3 separate regions of the Homo sapiens genome follow, and all the other regions are linked to region 3. Evidence: read pairs that join two places in POLR2A ChIA-PET (ENCODE). Cell type or tissue: OCI-LY7. All regions are shown on one strand. Links, peaks and the distances in the headings refer to the core of each region. The heading gives the core; the rest is flanking DNA. Region 1 has its middle 5.6 kb from the start of LINC01484. Region 2 has its middle 16 kb from the start of CPEB4. Region 3 overlaps CPEB4 (cytoplasmic polyadenylation element binding protein 4).

Region 1 (10,699 bases), core at 3,437-8,436, 170 kb after region 3:
AAAGGGCAACAGCATAATCCCTATTTTCTCAATTGGGGGATAAAATGAAGTGTAAGTGACTGCCCAGGTGCATCTAGAATTTGGGATGAAGGGTGTGGTCTGGACCAGGCCATCTCACTTGGAAATAGACAGTATGTGCGGTGGGGATTTGGAATATAAATGAATGAAAGGTCTAAGATGTGAGACAAGGGAGCCCACAAGGGTGTTGAGCACCTGCACCTAGCCACAGGGAGACTCTCTTGCCTCCCATTGGCTTGAGAGGCAGGAAAGGAAACTGCATTACCAGAGTCAGGTGGGGGCTGCAGTGGAGGAAGGGGCCTGGGCTTGGAGCAGGTGAGGGTTGGGCAGAGAATGGACAGTGGGTGAGATGGGAAATCAGGAGTCGTCGGCACAGATACGCTTCCTGACCAAGCTTGGGTCATGGTCCCCACCCTGGTGTTGAAGGCCTGGGACAGGGGATGCACCCCTGTAGTCATTAATCAGTTATCACTGCACTAATTCTGGGAAACAACTACAAAACTCAGTGGCTTATGCTAACAAGCCTTTCTATTTCTTACTCATGAATCTGAGAAAAAGTTGTGTCCCTGCTGGGAGGGACTGGGCTTGACTCTAGACTAATGTTGGGTTTGGGTCTGTACCGTGTCCCTCTCATCCTGTATAGACCAGGACACATGTTTTTCTCACCGGATAATAGGGGCACAGAAGACCAAATCACACAAACACATTTAGAGCCTCTGCTCAGCTCGCAAACACTCATGTGCCACCGGTTCACAAGAGTCACATGGCCAAGCTCGACTTCAGTCCCTTGGAGAGACAAATTCTCCCCTTCAATGGAGAGATACTGAAAAGTCATGTGATGAAGGGCATGGATGTCTAATTCTCTTAAAGGGGAATGAAGAATCGAAAGCAATATTCCAATCTATTCTATTCCCCAAAGTAAATAAAATGTTAACCCCAAACAAGAAATAAACGTAGGTTGAAAACCACCAATGCCCACCACAATGGTTTTGCGTAATACCCACTCGGACAAGTTGAAGAAGTTTGGTGGCAGGGGGCGGGAGTGAAGATATTTTCACTGGATTCTTTCTTGTCCTTGGGTCAAGACATGAAAAGTGCTGGTCAGTGCGACCATAGAGACTGGGATGGGGCAGGTCTCTGATGGAGACTTCAGGAGTCTGAACACAACACTGTCCCATTTGTGACATTTATGAATGCCATGATGATGAAATTCAGAGAAATGATGAAGTTGGGGATCATACCCCAACTCTGGGTCCTGAAACATTTGGAACTCCAACATATTATGAATGTCACGTCTGAGAAACTGAATCCAAACTCACTATTTTCACAGTGGTTGTTATCGGTCCTGCCCATTGGGCTTCAAAACCTGACCACATGGGCAAAAAGATTGGGAGATTTTGCTTAGTTCTGTGATCCTAATTATAGCCCTTCTCTGAACCTCAGTTGACTCATTTGCAAAATGGGACTAATAAGACCTGCTTCAGAGACATATGGAGACAACTCAAAGCAACACTGTGTGTGAACTAAGCTTGGAACCCATGAGGTGCTCAATGCATGTTGGTGCCTAGGCACCCTCCCCTTTGAAGCACGCCCATAACTGGTGGTTCCAGAGGACTCAAAGATCATGTTTTGTAGGGTGTGCCCAACAGAAAAGCTGATGAAGCAAGCACTCACTATTGGAGATGGGAAGCCTGCTCATTCCCGCACTTTAGCCCTCATTGGAAGTGGCCCATTCGACTTCAGGCATACTGCTTAAAGGGACACTTTGACAAAGGGTAGCAGGTTCAGCAAGAGCCACAGGAGAAAAAAAAAAAGGAACTCAACATCCTTTCTAATAAAAAAAAGTTGGAAGAGCAGAGGAGCATTAGGAAAGACAGAAATATAATGCCAAATATTTGCCAGAGTGACTTCTATTTTGAGAATATAGAACACTATCAGATGCAAATGGCAGGCTGGGGATTTTAGCTCAAAGTAGGGAAGGAATTTGCACCCATAACAGTTGCCTGAGTTTAGAACACACGGCCTTATCATGGGGCTTGGGTCAGACATATCTAGTTCAAATCCTGCCCTAGCTCCTCACTCCTCAGACAGCCTTGGGGCAAACATGTCTACTTCTCTAGGCTTCAGTCCAGACCAGAGTTTTGATCACATTAAAAGCTAAGAAAGGGGCAACAGACGACAAAGATTCTTGGATTTGGCCTTCCAATCATTCCCCCAACCCCCAGAACCAGAGACAAGGCAGAAGCCATAGGAGGGGAAATACTGATCCTCCTGGTGCCAGAGGACACGGAACAATGGGAAGGTCATGGTTTATCGCCTGCACCTTGCAAGATGGCAGGTTCACAAGAGAGAGTGAAGGAGAAGGCAGCATTTGCCTGGTTCACGCCATCTCTCCAGGACCAAGCACAAGACCTGACATAATGGCAGCCCTTGATCAATATTGGAAAGCAAGAAAGAAGGCAGGAGGGAAGGGAAGGGAAGGGAAGGGGAGAGAAGGGGAGGGGATGGGAGGCATTCTATGTGCTAAGCCCTCCACTTTACAGAATCTAACCTTCCCAAGTACCTGGTAAATCAGGAATTATTATCCCTTATTTTCCCAATATGTGGAAATTGGGCTTAGCAATTTACCTTTTGCAATTTATGTGACCTTGCGATTTGCCTTTTGCAATTTATGTAACCTCTCTGTGCCTCAGTTTCCTCATCTGAAAAATAGGAGGGATAATAATAACATATTTTGGCTCATAGACTTGTCATGTGAGTGCCTTGTCTGAGACACGATGAACTCAGATTCAATTAAGTTATTATTATCACATTGCAAAAGGCAGCTTTGGGACTCAAGACCTGGTCTTTCTGATTGAAAGATTCTTTTTACCTTACCATGCACTTCTGCAAACAAACATTTAAAAGAGTCTACACTGTAATCAATGCCCAATATATAAATTAATTTCCATTTAGTTTCCTTCTCCCAAGTTGAGGCCTGAGCACAATTTTGATAAGCTACAGATTTATAAATTACTCAGAGCTGGATTTACTGGGGAAGGGTGGTGAAAATGTGGCACAGGGCAGAGGAGGAGAAGTAATTCCTATAAAGTAGTGTCAAAGCAATAAATGCAGATCGTGGGATTCATGGTGATGACAGCTCATCGGCTTCCATGAATATTTGATCAGGTTGGGTTGCAGGAGTGTGGCCTGGAATTTCCAGGCAGGCTGTGACTTGGGCTTATAAATAGTGAACATGCAGGAATGAAACGGACTCCCAAACCTGAGTATCCCTCCCACCAGAAATTTGTGCTGCGTCAACTGGGGGAAGGTGGTGGGTCAACTAGAGGGACCAAGGGGCGAGGAGGAAGAGGGGAGCTGCTAATCACCCACCATCACCCCACGCCTCTACCCTGCTCCCTCCAGTGCCCCCAAATGACCAGTGGTTCCCCTGGCACTGATCTGAGATGGCGCCATTAACAAGGGCCAGAAGCCATTTAGTCTGCGTTGGAATAGCTGGGATAGTGTGAGCCAATCTCCAAGCCCCAGGCTGTTTTCCAGCCCTCTCAGGAGCAGCTCAGGTTTCTGGCCCAGTGAATGGCGCAAGCTGGGGCCTCTCTAAGCAGATCCGGTTACGCTCCCGCACTGCCTGCCGAAGCCAGGGACACTCCGTTAGAGGAGATCAGACTCTGGCTTGTTGGTGACCCTGAAGTGAGGGCCTATCAGCCCTAACCATCTCCACTGCTGCATCCAGGCTTATGACTGTGACCTGAACCTTTGCTTAAGGGGGAGACCATGGACGCAGGAAAATTTGGTTTTCCAAATTTCCAAATCCTAGATCTGCCACTTTCTAGCTCAGGGACTTCAGCAATCCTTTAGCCTCTCTGAGTTTCAGTTTTCTCATCCTTAGTGTAGGGATAATATAAGTATCCAGCTTGTGCCTTTATCAGGAGATATAAGTGAGATGGGCCATGCAAAAATTATTTTGCTCAGTGCTTAGCTCATACTACGTGCTTCATAAATATTAGCTACTTTTATATTTTGTTATCATTGCTGCTGCTAAGAGTATGTTTCTAGGAAACAGAATTTTGTGCCACATTGGCCAAGGTAATCTTTTTTAGACTCAAATGGAAAAATGAGATCTTGTAGTGTCCAACTATTTCTTAGGGACAGACTGCAGCCCAGATAAGCAACTTCCTCCAGGTCACACAGTTAGCTGGGGGCAAAGCTGAGCCTGAAACCAGGCCATGTGAGCCACATTCTCCTCCTCCTCCTTGTTGTACACTATCCAGTGTACAAAATGTTTTCGCATTTATCTGTCTCCATCATGCCATGCCGCAGCAACACACATGCAGAACAAAGAGAACTGGGCCCGTGCAGCCTTGTCTGCCTCACTCACAGTGCATTCTGGGAAACTCCTCCAAGCCCTGGGAAGCCTTGTCAATTAGCATCCTTCTGGCAGGCTTTTTAACGTCCAAAGGAAATCAGCATAGTCAATCTCTTCAGGATTTTAGTTTGAACTTTAATTTCAGCCCCAAGCCTCAACAATATCTCTGTTCTTTGCTCCCTCCATTTCATTTTTTTTTTTTTAAGACAGGGTCTCAGTCTGTCTCCCAGGCTGGAGTGCAGGGGCGCAATCACAGCTCACTTCAGCCTCTGCCTTCTGGGCTCAAGTGATCCTCCCATCTCTGCTTCCCGAGTAGCAGGGACTACAGGTATGTGCCACAATGCTTGGCTAATTTTTGTATTTTTTGTGGAGACGGGGTTTCACCATGTTGCCCAGGCTGGTCTTGAACTCCTGAGCTCAAGTGATCCACTCGCCTTGGCTTCCCAAAGTGTTGGAATTACAGGCGTGAGCCACTGTGCCAGATCTTACTCCCTCCATTTCAAAGGAGAGCTGGAGAAATGAATCTATCCCTGGGTGTGTGTGTATCTGTGTCTGTGTCTGTGTGTGTATGTAAAAATTAAAGCAAATGCTCATGGCACAGGATGTTTCCCCTCCCAAGGAAGAGCAAAGGAAAACCTGGGCTGTAAAACTTGCGCTCTAGGCACCAACCTTGCTGCTACAATTTGGAAGTCACCTGTGTTGTTATGAATTTTAAAATAAACCTGAACTGAATTGTAATTCAGACAAAACAGTGTTTTGCCTAAAAACAAAACCCTAAAACTGTAAGCCACGAGACACACGGGGGGTCAGGGTCAGGATGCAGGAGACACAGACTTCAAACCCAGACAGACTTGATTTCAAGTCTCAGCTCTACCATGCACTGGCCATGAGGACTTGAAAATACCACTGAGCATCTCTGGGTCTCTGTCTTCTCATCTGTAAAATAGGGACAGTATCAACCACCTCATAGGCTCCTTGTCAGACATAAAATGAGAGGATGTATAGAAAGTACCTGATATAGGAAATGTGCAGTCAATAAGAGCTGTCATTAAGTGTGACTGTCACCATGGCATGACTTCCCCCAGTGACATTTCTGGCAGAATTCCTAGATGGTTCTGCTGTGGCGGGGAGGCCTGAGAAAGCACTGACCCCTTCTACCCATTTTTTCAAATGAGGAAACTGAGGTCCAGAGAGGTGATTTAGAAGGGAACTAGGAAAATTAAAAGCTGGAAACGTCATGGAAAGTCTGTTCTTGAGCTGTTTCAGGGCAGTCCTGCTGACTCAAGGGGCTAGGGAGGGACGGAGAGTGGAGTCAAATTTTTGAGACTTATTTACAAGACCAGGGCCCACAGCCTGGACCGCAGTGATGTCAGTGCCACAGCCAACTGCACCACCTGCTCCACCAGAGGATCGGGGGCAGAACCAGCCAGGGGGTGGTGGTCCCTTCTTCAAGGCTGTGGGTTGACTGGCTGGTCACCGCAAGGTGCCCTTAGGTCAGGTTTCTTGCATAAAATGGGGATAACGTCTCCCCCTCAGACTCATTGTAAAGACAAATGCTACATGGGATGAAAGGGTTGCTAACCTCATCTGTGTTCTGGGCTGGGCTGAGTGTTTCTCACACGGTCACTCATTTGGTTCCCCGGTCCCCCCCAGGAGGGAGGAACCTTCACTTCCCCTTATTGCACAGATATAGAAACTGAGGCTTGGAAGGTGTAACCCACTCAAGGTCACACAACTACTAAGTGGAAGGAAGAATGGGGTCTTGGCCTCTGCCTGTCAGGATGCAGATGTCTGTGATGCTGTTCTGGACATGCCCAGTGGGTCCTCCGTGAGTGGCCTCCACAACCAGCAGAGAGTCATAGAGCAAGGCAGGTAGAACAGCTAGCTCTGCTCCCCCGAGATGGAAAGGAAGGCCACCTCAAGGCAGCTTCTAGGACCTAGACTGTTTCAGTGACAGTAGATCATGCTCTCTAACACCTCTGCATGGGATGGGAGGGCTGGGGGAATGGAAGGGCAGGTTTCGTGCCTCCTGTGCTAGCTTGCTCCAGCTGCCACGACAAAATACCACAGTCTGGGATGCTTAAACCACAGACATCTATTGCCTCCTAGTTCCGGAGACTAGAAACCCAAGATCAAGATGTCAGCAGGGTTGGTTTCTCTTGAGGCCTCTCTCCTTGGTGTGCCGATGCCATCTTCATTCACTTGGTCTTCCCTCTGTGTGTGTCTGTGTCCTAATTTCCTCTTCTTGTAAGGACACCATTCATACCAGAGGAGGGCACACCCTAATGGCTCCATTTAACTTCTTACCCTCTTTCTTTCTGCCTGGGTGCCGTGGCTCGTGCCTGTAATCCCAGCACTTTGGGACACCAAGGTGGGTGGATTACTTGAGGCCAGGAGTTCAAGACAAGCCTGGCCAACATGGTGAAACCCCATTTCTACTAAAAATTACAAAAAAAAAAAAAAAATAGCTGGGTGTGGTGGTGCCCACCTGTAATCCCAGCTACTCAGGAGGCTGAGCATGAGAATCACTTGAACCTGGAAGGCAGAGGTTGCAGTGAGCTGAGATGGTGCCACTGCACTCCAGACTGAGTGACAGAGCGAGACTTTGTCTAAAAAAAAAAAAAATGCTCTCTGTAAATGTGGTCACATTTTGAGGTACTAGGGGTAGGACATCAACATATGAATTTGAGGCCAGGGGGACCCAGTTCAGCCATGACACCTCCCTTTACTGTGAGGGGTCAACGTGCCTTTCTGGGTCCACCCACTGTGGCCTATGGAATCTTTCACAGCCTCTCAGCAGCACAGTCCTCGGAGCCACAGCCTGGCCTCCTTGGGTCTCCGGCCAGAGAAGGCTCTGCTCAAGTGTCATCTCCTCAAAGAGGCCTTCACTGACCATCCTGTCTAAACAAGAGCTCCCCTCCCCTAGCCACACAAATTCTCTTCACAGCCTCTATCATCGCCTGGACTTGGGTGTGTTATTTGCTGGCTTACATATTATCCCTCTCCCTACTAAAATGTTAGCTCCCTGAAGACAGAAATTTTATTTTGTCCTAGCTGTACTCCCAGCATTGAAAAAGTCACCGGAGCCATGGGTTGGAGGGAAGGGGCGGGAAGCGGGGAGGGCTGAATAGGTGGATCACAGGGAATAGTGGCATCATGCATATCACGATGCCTTTGTGCAAAGCCATAGAATGTACAACACAAAAAGGGAACCGTAATGTAAACTAGAGGCTTTAGTTAATAAAAATGTATCAGTATTGGCTCATCAGTTGTAACAAATATAGCACACCCATGCAAGATGTTAATAACAGGTGGTAACGGGATTGGGGGGCTTTGGAAGTAGATGAGAACTCTGTATTTTCCACTCATTTTTCTATAAACCTCAAACTGCTAAAAAAAAAAATGAAGTCTACTAATTTCTTCTTTTTTTTTTTTTTGAGATGGAGTCTTGCTCTGTCACCCAGGCTGGAGTGCAGTGGCACAATCTCTGCTCACTGCAAGCTCCACCTCCCGGGTTCATGCCATTCTCCTGCCTCAGCCTCCCGAGTAGCTGGGACTACAGGCGCCCGCCATCATGCCCAGCTAATTTTTGTATTTTTAGTAGAGACAGGGTTTCACCGTGTTAGCCAGGATGGTCTCGATCTCCTGACCTGGTGATCCGCCCGCCTCAGCCTCCCAAAGTGCTGGGATTACAGGCGTGAGCCACCGTGCCCGGCCGAAGTCTACTAATTTCTTAAACAGCACGTAGTACATAGTAGGTACACAGTAAATATTTGCTGATGACTGAAGGATTCAAATCATCAGCCTCAATTTATGGAGGTTTATGCCATGCCCCACATGGTACTGCAAAAAACCCAAGTGAGGTACAAGGCATAGACCCTCCAAAGAGTGACAGAACTCACAGGAAAAAAACACAAGGTCAATGGCAATTAGGTCAATGATAATTAAAACACAAGGTCAGTGGTAAACACAATGTGAGTGGTGATTAATTCATTCTGAGGCTCCTGTAAATTGCCTGCAGGGAGGCTGTGCTACTGGCCACCTGCAGACAGTACCCCAGCCCCCACCTGAGGCTGTGGGAATGCCTTGTAGTCAACAAAGCGAGAGTGACCCCCAACCACTGAGGATTGCCTGGGTAGGGTATTCCATGGCGTGAGCCACATGACTTCTCAGAGGTCCCCAGCAGGCTGGAGCCCAGCTAGCCTTGGCAATTACCTGTCCATCACACACCATCCCATGGTTTTACTCTGTTCCCTGTGTCACTTCCCTAGTCTCTCACCAAGATGCCTGGGGTCACCTTCCAAATAAAAACCTTGCCCCAAATCATTGTCTCAGTGTCTGCTTCCTGAGGGACCTAAACTAAAACACTACCCACTGTAAAAGGCGGTACAGAGAAGGCTCTCCATAAGGGGTAATCACTGTTATCATGTTACTAATAGCAACAGTAATAACGAGCATCATAATGATGAAATAACTGAGACCCCAAGAGGGAGGGTCTCTTGCCCTAGTTCACTTCAGAAGGTAGATGGCATAGGGGTTTCTAATCTAGTCTGTCTGACTTCAACATCTGTGAGATCCCACACACCCACACACCTATGCACTCTGAGTTGAAATGCCTGCTGCAGATTCCCAGGGCTCCCAAGGAGCTGCTCTTGGGGGTTAGATGATAAGGATGGCTGGAGTAATCCCAGAGAGCTTCCTGGAGGAGTTGGCATGGAGTCTCAAGAGAAGAACACAGATTCTGGAGTCAGGCTCAGATTTGTGATTGGGTTCTATGTCCCTGAGCAAGTCACTTTAACTACTTGGAGCCTCAGTAATCCCATTGGAAATGGGAATAATGGGGCCCAGCTCACACAATTGTTATGAAGAGTAAATGTATTGGTGAAGAGAACAGGTTTTAGACTGAGAGAGCTCTGAGTTGGGATCCCGGTACTGTCACTGACAAGCTTAGAAAAGTCTTTTTTTTTTTTTTTTTTTTTTGAGATGGACTCTCACTCTCTCGCCCAGGCTGGAGCACAGCGGCACGATCTCGGCTCACTACAAGCTCTGCCTCCTGGGTTCACACCATTCTCCTGCCTCAGCCTCCCAAGAAGCTGGGACTACAGGCGCCCGCCACCACGCTGGGCTAATTTTTTGTATTTTTAGTAGAGACAAGGTTTCACCATGTTGACCAGGATGGTCTCAATCTCCTGACCTGGTGATCCGCCTGCCTCGGCCTCCCAAAGTGCTGGGATTACAGGCATTAGCCACCGCACCCCGCCTAGAAAATACTCTTAATCACTCTAAGCCAAAGTTCTTTCATTTGTAAAATGGAAATAATATTAGTTCCTACCAGTAGAATTATAGTGAGAATTAAATAAGATAGCACATGTAAATCCCTTAACATGGTGTATGAAATACAGTCAATGCTCACTAAATGTTTGGTACTTTTCATCAAGATGTTAGCGGCAATGGAGTAAATTGTACAAACTATTTTGGATATAATGTGGCACATCAAATTAAAACTGAACACACCTATGGCCCAGTGATTCCACTTTTAGGGGTTTATCCTATGGATATATCAAGATACATGTGTGAGAATGCTGACTGGAATACTGTTTGTAACAGCAAAACACTGGAAACAACTCAACTGCCTCAGTAGTGAGGGAACTGGTTACATCAATGGCAGCAATACCCACAAAGAAATGCCACGTAGTTGTCAAAGGAGAAATGCAGATTCATGAGTGGGATGTACAGAAAGATGTCCAAGGTATACTGATAAGTAAAAAGGCAAGTGATAAAAGAGGTGTATATATTAACCTGTCTCTTTAAAACTTTTTTTTTGAGACAAGCTCTCACTCTGTCACCCAGGCTGGAGTGCAGTAGCTCAGTCACAGTTCACTGCAACCTCCTCCTCCCAGGCTCAAGTCATCCTCCCAAGCAGCTGGGACTACAGGTGTCTACCACCACACTTTACTAGTTTTTTGTATTTTTAGTAGAGATAGGGTTTCACCATGTTGCTGAGGCGGGTCTCAAACTCCTGGGCTCAAAGAGATCCTGTAATCCCACAGTGCTGGGATTACAGGGGTGAGCCACTGAGCCTGGCCTTGTCTTTTTGTTGTCGTTGTTTGGTTTTGTTTTTTAAAGGCATACACATGTGCTTAGAAGTATTCTAAAAATATTCTCAAGGAAGTGTGAACCCAAAGTATCTGAGACAGTCTTAATCAGTTTAGAAAGTTTACTTTGCCAAGGTTAAGGACGCACCCATGACATAGCCTCAGGAGGTCCTGAGGCCAAAAATTGTTTGGCCCCAAGGTAGTTGAGATACAGCTTGCT
Region 2 (6,344 bases), core at 1,345-6,344, 54 kb after region 3:
ATCTAATGTTTTTGCAGCCTTTTTTCTGTGAAGCTCTCTACGAAAAAAGCTGCATGTGGTTGGTCCCTTCTCTTTGGAAACCGACAGACTGCCATTCGAGCACATTTGTCATTCAGTCAGTGGTCCATATTTATCAGTTGACACCCAAATGCTGCACCATTGAAAGCCCAAGACTGTCCATTTTAACGGGGTAGAGATGACTAAATTCCAAATTGCAGTAAGCATGACAAGCCAATAAATAAGGGTGCCATGGGGACACTGAAGAGAGGTTGCTTTACACAGCCTGCACTCTAGGGAGGGCTTCCAAGAAGAGGGGACATGTGAGCTCTATCTGGAAAGATGAGCAGGGTCTTGGCAGGTGCTGAAGGGAACCAGGTGTCAGGTTGGGGCTCTGAAAGGGTGGGGCTGGGTGAAGGGGAAAGTGCCTAACCTGCATTCATTGACTGTGTACTGCAGGTGAGTGGGCCACCCTGGGCCCAGAGCAGATGGAGATGGAGGGAATGAATGAAGACATGAAAAGACCTTTGGGTGACATCCTACATAATAGAACACTTTAGAATTACATCCTTGATAATTAAGCCCAAATCCACAACATTCTAGAATATTCCTAATAAAAGTAATTTAAAATGTCCTCTACAACTTGGATTCTTTTTTTTTTTTTTTTTTTTTTTTGAGATGGAATTTCGCTATGTTGCCCAGGCTGGAGTGCAGTGGCGTGATCTCGGCTCACTGCAATCTCCCCCTCCTGGGTTCAAGCAATCCTCCTGCCTCAGCCTCCTGAGCAGCTGGGATTACAGGCACACACCACCATACCTGGCTAATTTTTGTATTTTTAGAAGAGACGGGGTTTTACCATGTTGGCCAGGCTGGTCTCGAACTCCTGACCTGAAGTGATCTGCCCGCCTCAGCCTCCCAAAGTGCTGGGATTACAAGTGTGAGCCACCATGCCCAGCCTAATTTGGCATCTATTAAAATTAAAAGTGTGCATATCCCATGACCCAGTAATTATACCATTTGATTTCAAGTAGAGAAAAATCTTGTTCAAATCGCTTGTGTAAAAGTGTTTATATTGCATCACTATTTGTAAACATGAAAAAATTGGGAGGATCCAAATATGTAGCCTATATGTAGCCCATGGAAACATATGGAAAGTTAGACAGCATGAGGTAGATTTATATGCACAAAGGAAGAGCTCCAAGACAGACAGCTGAAGGCAATAAACAAGTCACATAATACCTATACATTATGACACCATTTATGTAAAAAATTCACACACAAAAATACTACATTTTCTACGGTTATAGAAGTATGCAAGTTTTTAATACTTTATAGGTAATGCAATTTTATGTAAGAACACAGATAACTAAATAAATGCATTGTTAGAGGACATTTGTTAAGCTGAAAACTGTGGCTACCTCAGGGATTGGAGGGGGTGGTTAAAAGAGACTTAGGCCTTACTTTCTTAAATTTTGTACAAGGAGAGTGTATTCCTGTGAATTACTTGTGCAATTAAAGACTAAATAAGATAGTGAAAATGTTCTAACTTTCAGGATAAATCAATACCACCTATTTGGAAACAAATCAAGCAACATGAAACAAGATACTCTCAGATGTTCCTACCCTGTGGCCCATTAGTTTTCCTTTTAGGACTCCATCCAAAGGAAATAACCCCAGAGAGTTGCAAAGATTTTCACAGAAAGATGTTCAATGCAGTATTATTTATAATGGGGAAAAAATTGGCCATTTGAAATGTTCAATAATGGGTGAAAGCTTAGGTAGTAAGATTACATAGTAGAATGCTGGTTACCCACTAAAAGCTTGCTGTGGAAGAATTTTTATTAACTTGTGAAAAGGTTAACAAAATAGTATTAAGTCAAAATATAAAAATATGAATGCAGTATGATCTCCGATATGATGTAAGTACAAATGCCCATGGGGTTATGGGAAGGGATCCAGGAGAGCCATTTGACCAGGTCTTATGTTCACTAATTGAGACTTTGGACGTGACCTGTAAATGCAGTTATACAATAATCACAGGAATACTCTAAACACTGTCACACACAGTCACAGATACACTGTTGTAAGAGTCACATGATAAATGGCAAGAGTATATCTGTGCACAATATATCAAGAATATACACATTTAAAATACGGCACAATGGTTTTCATTCTGTTTTAGTATTGCTTCACACTCAGAGCTTCACAAATAGAGGAAGCCCAGGTCACTCTCCCTCTTGGAGAAGACCTGTTCTGCCACAGGCACAAGGGGCCAGAAGCAAACACCCCAAATGTCAGTGTGCATGCGGGTAGTCTCATGCTAGTGGGATTATAGATTGAATTTTAATGGATAGTTTTCTGCTTTTTCTAAATCTTCTACAATGAGCATGTGTATTTCTTTCAGAATGTAAAAAGAGCTTCTACAGTGAAAAAAAAAAAAAAAAACAGAAGAGGAAACGTCCTCCTTTAAAACACAAAAGCAGCGCCTGGCTCTAGAATGTGCCACATCAGGATGTGTCTGGGTGGAGACCTCAGCAGGCTGGCACCAGGGCTGGACAGAAAAAATACAGCTGGACCCTACTCCAGCGTGTCACAGAAAGGCCAGTGGCGACGCCTGCCCCACGTTGCCCTTCTAGGTGAGTCCAGAGCAGTGCTGTTGGCCAGAGGGGCAAGATGATTCAGGTTCAAAGCTGGGCCGAATCAGAGGGGCAAGACGAGTAAGGTTCAAAGCTGAGCCGAATCAGAGGGGCAAGAGGATTCAGGTTCAAAGCTGGGCCGAATGTTTGCAGGGGTCTGGGAGACAACCCAGGCTCCTGACAGGCTGCATGAACCTGAGGCCCTGGCTCAGTGGCTCTAAACCAGCGTGTGTGACAGCTCAGAGGCAAGGAGGAACCACACATTTGCAGGGGCAAATGGGATAACCAGTTTAGGCTGGTAAATAAATCCCTTTATCAAGGGACTTCAGAACAGAGGACTTATTTGCATGGTAGACAAGCTGCACATGGATGATGGGCGCAATAGAGTAAGATACAAGAATCACTAGATTATGGTGGAATCTCTTATTAATGGAGTTGGGCCTCTGGGAGCGTGTGTGTGTGTGTGTGTGTGTGTGTGTGTGTGTGTGTGTGTGTGTCTGTGTGTGTGTGTGTGATAACCCCTTCCAACCACCACTCTCCGCCCCTACCCCCATGCTTTTTCTTCCCACTAACAAAGCGGGTGTAACTGGTTCCATCAGCAGAGCAAACACAAGGCCTTTGGTTTTTCTCCTTGTGAGGAAATCACTCCTGCCTCCTCACCGGAGAAGCACAAACGCTGATGGGTCAGAGAGCAAACTGAGTTTCTAGTGCCGAGCAGCTGGGGCCAGGAGCCAGAACCCTCATTAGAGGAAGCTGCTACTATTTCCAGGCTGTGTCTATTCAGTGAAAGCAGGTCATTACAAACACAGCACGTTTTTGCATATTAACCAAATTAAAATAATAATATGTTCTCTCCTTTCATGTGCTATACTGATAAATCCCAATTTATGAATGAAACATGCTGATTAGTTAGTTAAAAAATAATTAGTCCCAGAATGTGCCTCTAAGTTGGAGACTTAATGAATGCACACAAATACGTTCTTCCAAGTTCTCAGCAGATTAGTCTTTTAAAGGAAAATATTCATAAGATGCATTCATGAGAGACAAATGATGAAGTAGCCTGATTTTATTTTTCTTTCTTTCTCCCAGTGTGGGATAATATTTGGATGTTATTTAGGGCCTTGTCAGGCTGAGTCACCTTAGAAAAACGGGTCCAAGTAATGGTCCTCATCCTTGATTAGGTTCTGATGTTCAGATGTCAAAAGAGAGGTCTCAGCTCGGTAGCTCCTTCGTGCCCTGGAGAGAGCTTTCCAGCTCTGTTATGGAGCCTTCATTTCTGGGAGCCAAAAATTAACCACAGAAAGACCAGGGTGGTGGAAAGCCAAGGGATGGCATCCACAACACCAGAGTGTGGTCTTTTTGGTCTTCATCATGTTCCCATAGCTGAGAAAACCACTATTGGCTTTCAGATAATATCTGGTTGCTTTGGCCACTGAAAATCAGAAGATACTTGGCATTCCAAGCACAAAGGGGCACAAAGATGGCTGCCAAGGCAAGGGTCTTTAACCCACAGACCAGCTGGCCATTCCTAACCTGGAGGCTGCCCTGGGCATAATTGCACCTTCCTGGGGCCAGTACATTCCAAAGACAACACGGACTGCATTGATATTGTAAAAATCATCTTCAACAATTTCCTAACTTGTCTATCAATGTGCATGATACAGGAAGAGTGATTGTTTAATGTCCATGGTTGGACCAGATACATCACTGTTTCTTTGATTGAGCCCAAGTAAAGTAGGGGGCTTGCATTTAGGAACTTTGTTGTATGGAAATCATGTGGACACCTAGACATATTGGCCATGAGAGGCCCAAAGGAACTGAGAGGAGTGAAGGCAACCTTTTTAGATTCAGGCTCTGCCCCACGTTTACTCCATGGCATAGATCATGATGAGAAGAATGGCCCATGTTCTTAAAATTTCCTTTCCCACCACCCCCGCAAATGTGTATAGCAAAATTCACGTAAGTTAAATGGCCGTACTCTCCTCTAGGATTTGAGATAAGAGAATGAGATTTGGGGTCAGAAAGGCCTGGCTGTACAAACTGTTACCTTATTTCTCTGAGTTTCAACATGCATATCTGTAACTCTGGGGTAATACTAATACCTGTCTAACACGCTCTCTGTGCCTGGGACTGCTCTAGGTTCCTCACTCATACAATATAGACAATTTAGCTAGCCCTGATGGGAAGGATAGAATAATATAATCTGCGTAAAGTTCTGGCACATCTCAGACTGCAATAAATGGTAGCTATCTTATTGCCTCCCTGCTGCTCTTCAGCCTCACCCTCTATGCCCCCCTACCACACATTTTCCACTTCATTCATTGACTCATTATTCTTTTATTAATTCAACAGATACCTACTGACCACTCTGGGCCTCCGAGGGATCAGCGATGGAGAGGTCCTGATAGTTCCCCTAATGGACTTTCTCTCCTGCCTCTCTGCCTTTACTGTTCCCTTGGCCCGAAACTGCCACATCTCAAATATGCCTGCCTCACAAACATGCCCTTTACACCTCAGCTCAGTCTTCACCTCCTCCATGAAGCTTTCTCTTATTCTACCATGAGCTGATAGTCACCAAATCCCATGTAAAGGCTGGAGTCCATTCCAATGGGTCATGGAATCATTCTATCTGGTCAGTCAGTACCAGTGGTAACATATCGTGAAAATCCCCTCTGATCCCACCTGCCCCCTCCCCACTCTATGTATATTTCCTTTGCTCTATTAGTGTCTTGTCTTGTCTTTTTTTTTTTTTTTTTTTTTTTGAGACAGAGTCTTGCTCTGTCACCCGGGCTGGAGTGCAATGTGATTTCCACTCACTGCAACTTCTGCCTCCCGGGTTCAAGTGATTCTCCCACTTCAGCCTCCCAAGTAGCTGGGATTACAGGTGTCCGCCACCATGCCTGGCTAATTTTTATATTTTTAGTAGAGACAGGATTTCACTATGTTGGTCAGGCTGGTCTCGAACTCCTGATAACTCAGGTGAGCCACTCGCCTCGGCCTCCTAGAGTGCTGGGATTACAGGCGTGAGCCACCACACCTGGCCTTATTCTGTATTTTCATTATTGGCTTTTCTTGTCTGTCTCCCCTACCTGACTGTAGGGCTCTGGAGGAAGGTTTGAATAGCTCATCTCTGTAGCTACTGAAGGGTAGCTGGCCAGGGCTGGCCACTGAAAGGTATCAAAAACGAAAAGGGGAAAAGGAGAAGATGGGTGGAAAATGAGAAACATGGGGGAAACAGAGCCGGGGTATTTTCAGCCCATGAAGAAGGGGCCACAGGCTATAAATCTGTCTTTATAAACAACCCCCCAGCCATCTGCCCCCAAAACTTTGGCACAAGAAGTCTCTGCCTTTTCTATAAAAAATTCAGCTCATATGAAAATTGTATATACATGTTGAGTATTATCTGGGCTTTGCATTTAGAAAAGAAAAAAAAAACTTTTGCTCTTGCCTGTGTCTGTTTCTTTGTCCAGCCCTTTGAGGCTCTGGTCTGTGAGTGTCTGTGCCAGTGTGCATGGCTGAGAATGGATGCTTTATGTGCAAAGGAAACACGGCTTTGCTTTGGCTGGTTCTCTGAACTCAGCTGCCAGTCACAGGGCTGGCTGCCTCGATCCGCTTCAAGGAAGTCTCACGTTTGTATTTTAGCTCTGTATTGAGGAGGCCACTGCCTTTCCAGGGTGGCTTCTGGGACATCCCCTGAATCAGGAATGCCTG
Region 3 (5,000 bases), core at 1-5,000:
AGGTTGATGGCAAAAACTGCAACTACTTTTGCACCAACCTATACATTTGTTACACCCAAAGTTCACAGTTTACATTAGGGTTCACTCTTGGTATTCATTCTGTGGGTTTGGACAAATGTATAATGACATGTATCCACCCATTATGGTATCATACAAAGTAGTTTCACTGCCATAAAAATCCTCTGTGCTCCCCCTATTCATCCCTCTTCGCCAGCCCCCAACCCCTGACCTTTTTATTGTCTCACAGACTTGCCTTTTCCAGACTATCATACAGTTGGAATCATAAAGTATGCAGCCTTCCAGATTGCCATCTTTCACTTAGTCATATGCATTTAAGGTTCCTCCATATCTTTTCATGGTTTGATTGCTCATTTCTTTTTAGTGCTTAATAATAGTCCATTGTTTGGATGGATCACAGTTTACTAATCTATATTCACCTACTGAAGGGTATCTTGGTTTTTCCAAGTTTTGACAATTATGAATAAAGCCGTCATAAACATCTATGTGCACGCAGGCTTTTGCGTAGGCATAAGTTTTCTCAAGGATTTTTTCAAATCTATCTTTTTTTTTTTTAGATGGAGTCTCACTCTGTCACCCAGGCTGGAGTGCAGTAGTGCGATCTCAGCTTACTGCAACCTCTGCTTCCTGGGTTCAAGCGATTCTTCTGCCTCAGCCTCCCGAGTAGCTGGGACTACAGGCGAGCACCACCACACACAGATAATTTTTGTATTTTTAGTAGAGTCAGGGTTTCACCATACCCGGCTAGGCTGGTCTTCAACTCCTGACCTCGTGATCCTCCTGCCTCGGCCTCCCGAAGTGCTGGGATTACAGGCTTGAGCCACTGCGCCTGGCTGGAAACATCTTTTTAATGAACTCACCAAATTTTATTTGTAGCTACAAAGCAACAACTAACTTTCTTACCTAATCATTTCAGCTTCTGGCTAACCTTCTTACCTCTTTTACATTAAAGCCCCCTTCGGAATTAGAGCTTTTAATACCTAGGCATCTTGAGTGTCCTGTTTGGGTACCAGGTGAGCATTTGATGAGTTCATTCCACTGAACTCAAAACACCAGTATTTCATAAGTAAAGTATAATAAAATAAAAATTGAGATGTCTGAATATTAATATAACCCAGTACCTGCCTGCTGTTTTGTCTGGTTGGGTTTTTGAGAACTCATCTTTTTTATTTTATTTTTTCAGACAGAGTCTCGCTCTGTCTCCCAGGCTGGAGTGCAATGGCACGATCTTGGCTCACTGCAACCTCCGCCTCCCAGGTTCAAGTGATTCTCCCACCTCAGCCTCCCGAGTAGCTGGGATTACTGGCACCCGCCATCATGCGCGGGTAATTTTTTTTGTATTTTTGTAGAGACAGAGTTTCACCATGTTGGCCAGGCTGATCTCGAACTCCTGACCTCAGGTGATGCCTCCACCTCAGCCTCCCACAGTGCTGGGATTACAGGCATGAGCCACGGTGCCCAGCCAAGAACTCATCTATCTTTAATCATTATCCAGGTTTGGGCACATTCAGAATTTAATTTCTAAAGGGAGAAGGAAGGCATTAGGATTTCAGCATGTGAACCTATTTGATGAGCAAAATTCAATCTTTGAAGGCTCTTGGTATTGATTTTGTTATAAATATAAAAAATACTGCCTGGTCAGCAGCCCTAATCTTAAGGAACATTATGACAGGAAAAGCAGTAGTCTCTGGAGGCCAGCTGCAGAATTTGGAACCAGAAGCCTGGCATACATCATGCCGAAGGCATAGGCTATATTTGGTGACATGACTCAACCTAGCCAAATATAGGCAACAGATACAGTGTGACTCTGGGGATCTACACTACCAAATCCTACAACCTAGAAAAGATCCATACGTCAACTAGGCAATTCTATGCTAAGCATTTGCCAGTTGGAAGAACCAATATTTACCAACAGACTGACTTAGAATAGGTGGGGGCAGGAGGTGCTAAAAAGAACAGTATGTACTATCATATCCTTTTAAGACACTAACTAAAGTAACCAAGTCAAAAAATAAAAGGAGAAAAGACCAGAGGAAATCCTCCTTTACATTAGCAGTATATATAAGTATTACTTTCATTAATTAGGTAAAATAAGTTATTTTCTAAAGAATAATCCAGATATTACTACTACTGATAATTCAACAGGAAATAATAAAAATAAATGCTGCCATTTCAAACACACAAACACCAAAAAGTATCAAATGTATCTGCAGCACAATTAGATTTCACGCTATCTATAAGCTTTTCTTTTTCACAGTCATGCCAACAATGTTGACAACATGGTGCAGGCCAAGGAATGATAATAGGGAATAACTCTAAAGTGACAAGTAGCATAAAATTTTTAAGGATCAACTTTTGATTGATTCACCCTATAAAAATGTGGATACTCCAAAGAAAAGCAGGGTGTTTGCAGAGGAGTCTTCAGTGAGCACCATTAAAAATTTCTAATGCACACAAATATATACATACACATACATTTGCAGTTGTTGATTGCCTAACTAGAAGTGCTGCTCCTACCTCTGCTCCTGCTAATTTTGTTTAGCTCACATCTAAGTAAATCAAAACTATACCGTCATAAGTAATATTTTAAAGGAGGTAGTCCTCCTACCCCTGCACATCTTCTGTTTTTACAAACTCCACTTGAGACTTGCAGCAAGATGGCGCTGTGGGGACCTGGACATCGGACAGCAAAGCTCAAGAAATGTGTAATAAATCCACTGGTTTTGAATGCCAACTTTATATACTTACACAAATGCAGAAGACATAGCAATATGAACAAAACAGCATTCAATATGTTCTATAATTTAATGGTATAAATTTAATTTTTAATAATTTAGTGTATTGACACAAAAATAACTCCCCAAATCAAAATCAGTAAGCTTATTCTACCCCCTTATCTATCTGTGCTACAACCAACTTCCAACAAAGACATTCCCATGCAAAATCACAAAGAAGGAACTGGCTGAGACAGATATCAGCTGAAGAGTCTTGTCCCCTCCCAAAGAGCCACTTAAAATTCACTAAACACACAGAGTTTAGGCTAAACAAAACCCTTCTCTGCTACAAATTTGGCTTTCAGCTCAAAAGCCAGTACTTACAAAAATCTTTGAATTAATGGCTTTCCTAACTCTCCACACTGCCATTTCCCTTCCCACATCAGGCACTCCAGCCATTCAGAACTGCTGGCCCATAACTTCAACTTCTGGGTAACTCCCTCTACCTAGAAGGCCCTCCTCTCTCTCTCTGCCCCTCAATGTCTTACCACTCAAGCCTCCACACTTTTGTCCCAGCAGTTCCCCTGCTAGGCCTCACATCTTATGAGAAGCCTTCCCTGCCCCACATCATCCTTGCTTTGATTCAGATAACCCTCTGTACTCCTTCCAGTATTCTTTACACTTATTACACCATATTTACATTACTTGTTTTAATCTCTTGCTGTAGGGCAATGAGATCTTTATGGATTTTGGGTGTGCTACCCCAGAGCCTGGAGCAGAGAAAGGTGCTCAATAAACAACTGTGGAAAATGAATGAAGCAAAGTCAGCAGTTGATGATCTCTCTGCCATGGAAGATGCAGTGTAATGGGTAGAGTCAAGCCGGTATCATCTTGTGACCTAAGTCAAATTATTTAGCTTTGCTGAACCTCAGGAAAACAGAGATAATTCCATTGACTTCACAGAGCTGTTGTGAGACAGTCTTGAGATAATGTTTGCAGAATGCCAAAAAAAATCCCTCAATATGCAGTAGGTACTTAACAAAATTAATTCCTTTCCCTTCCCCAGTAATAAGCCGAAGATAACCAACAATTTTCCACTTGTAAGAGAAAGGACAAGTAGGATTTATTTTGGCCAAAAAGTTCCAAACTGGAACCTTGGAAAAGGGAGGGGCAAATCTGGGGGATATTTCAGCTTCAGAAAAATGAGAATTTGCTAGTGTCCTTGGTTAAAAACAGGGATATAAGTCTTCTCAGGAAGAGAGAAAAGAACAAAACCTAACCCCTTACTTTCATCAAAGCCAAACTGGCAAAGATACATAATAATTTTAATGAAAACTTCAAAAATTCAACCTAAAATTTTTCTTTTCAATAAAACCAGAGAGGATCTTCATTTTGAACCAAAACCCCAAATTTAATGTTTCAATTGTAATATGATGATTGAAAAACAGATTGTAGTAGTGGCAAAAGAAAATAACACTTATCTGTAAGATGGGAGAGGTCAATGGAATATGTTTCTACAGATGGAGGAAGGTTTCATAGAAGGGAAGGACTGCTTTGACTACAACTCGGGGCAGGTGCGAAGCTGCAAGATCTAAAAGCATCTAAGAATTTCAGGCAGAAGGGAATGTCCAGAGAGAAACTAGTAAGAAGCTGACCCAATTAAGGAATTCAAAAGATTTCCTACTGCCAGTAAAGCTAACAACAAACCAGCAAGCAGGAAGGCTATTTTTATCCTTGCCAGAAGCCTTCTGACTCTAGATGCTACATTTAGAGGACAGAGCAACAAGATAACTTGCCTTAAGAGGATGTTATGATACCAGAGATTAATGGCAATTTTTTAAGCTCTAAAAAACTCGGCAAAACTAGGTGTAGTTTTTGTCCAAGCTAAGCCAGCCAAAGTCAGTTGGAAAAAAAAAGGTGAAAAAAATATAATGGAAAGAAAAGTGGAAAAACAGACCAAGTAGTAGAAAAAATTAAAGCAATCCAGAAAAAAAGCCAAGGCAGTAAATTAAAATTCTCCTACCTTGCAAAAAGTTTGCTTAAAAGAAGCATGTGTTACAAGAGACATATATTAAAAGAACCAATGAATAAAGAACTGGCCCCAAGGTGAAAATAATTTTGACAAATGGCTCTCTGTGCTGACATGAACATAAAAAAACACCAAGATAAACTTATGAAATCTCTAGGGACCACAAGCTAAGTCAGTGTAAATGATTGAGAACTTTAGAGATAAGAGAGAGAAGCCACAAGAGATCTAATTAGACTTTT

The links. Peaks named below come from ENCODE experiments on the same cell type or tissue, not always from the same donor. Only the 100,000 strongest peaks of a DNase experiment are listed, where the experiment ranks them.
Region 1: POLR2A ChIA-PET joins it to region 3 with 5 read pairs; 8 of 35 experiments call an interaction of 5 or more read pairs at or near these places.
Region 2: POLR2A ChIA-PET joins it to region 3 with 7 read pairs; 25 of 35 experiments call an interaction of 5 or more read pairs at or near these places.

What each region holds. Positions count from the first base shown.
Region 1 is chr5:173,746,454-173,757,152 of GRCh38, reverse strand. No RefSeq gene overlaps it. Among named protein-coding and RNA genes, the nearest start is that of LINC01484, 5.6 kb to the right of the region's middle. In OCI-LY7, for the core only: no CTCF peak of the experiment used is centred there; no DNase peak of the experiment used is centred there.
Region 2 is chr5:173,869,376-173,875,719 of GRCh38, reverse strand. No RefSeq gene overlaps it. Among named protein-coding and RNA genes, the nearest start is that of CPEB4, 16 kb to the left of the region's middle. RefSeq lists a silencer at 646-804. In OCI-LY7, for the core only: no CTCF peak of the experiment used is centred there; a DNase peak (open chromatin) is centred at 3,349; H3K4me3 peaks cover 516 bases; H3K27ac peaks cover 358 bases.
Region 3 is chr5:173,923,349-173,928,348 of GRCh38, reverse strand. All of the region lies in intron 2 of CPEB4 (cytoplasmic polyadenylation element binding protein 4), which reads right to left. Among named protein-coding and RNA genes, the nearest start is that of CPEB4, 38 kb to the right of the region's middle. In OCI-LY7, for the core only: CTCF peaks have their summits at 2,479 and 2,678; DNase peaks (open chromatin) are centred at 2,678 and 4,468; H3K4me3 peaks cover 653 bases; H3K27ac peaks cover 2,151 bases.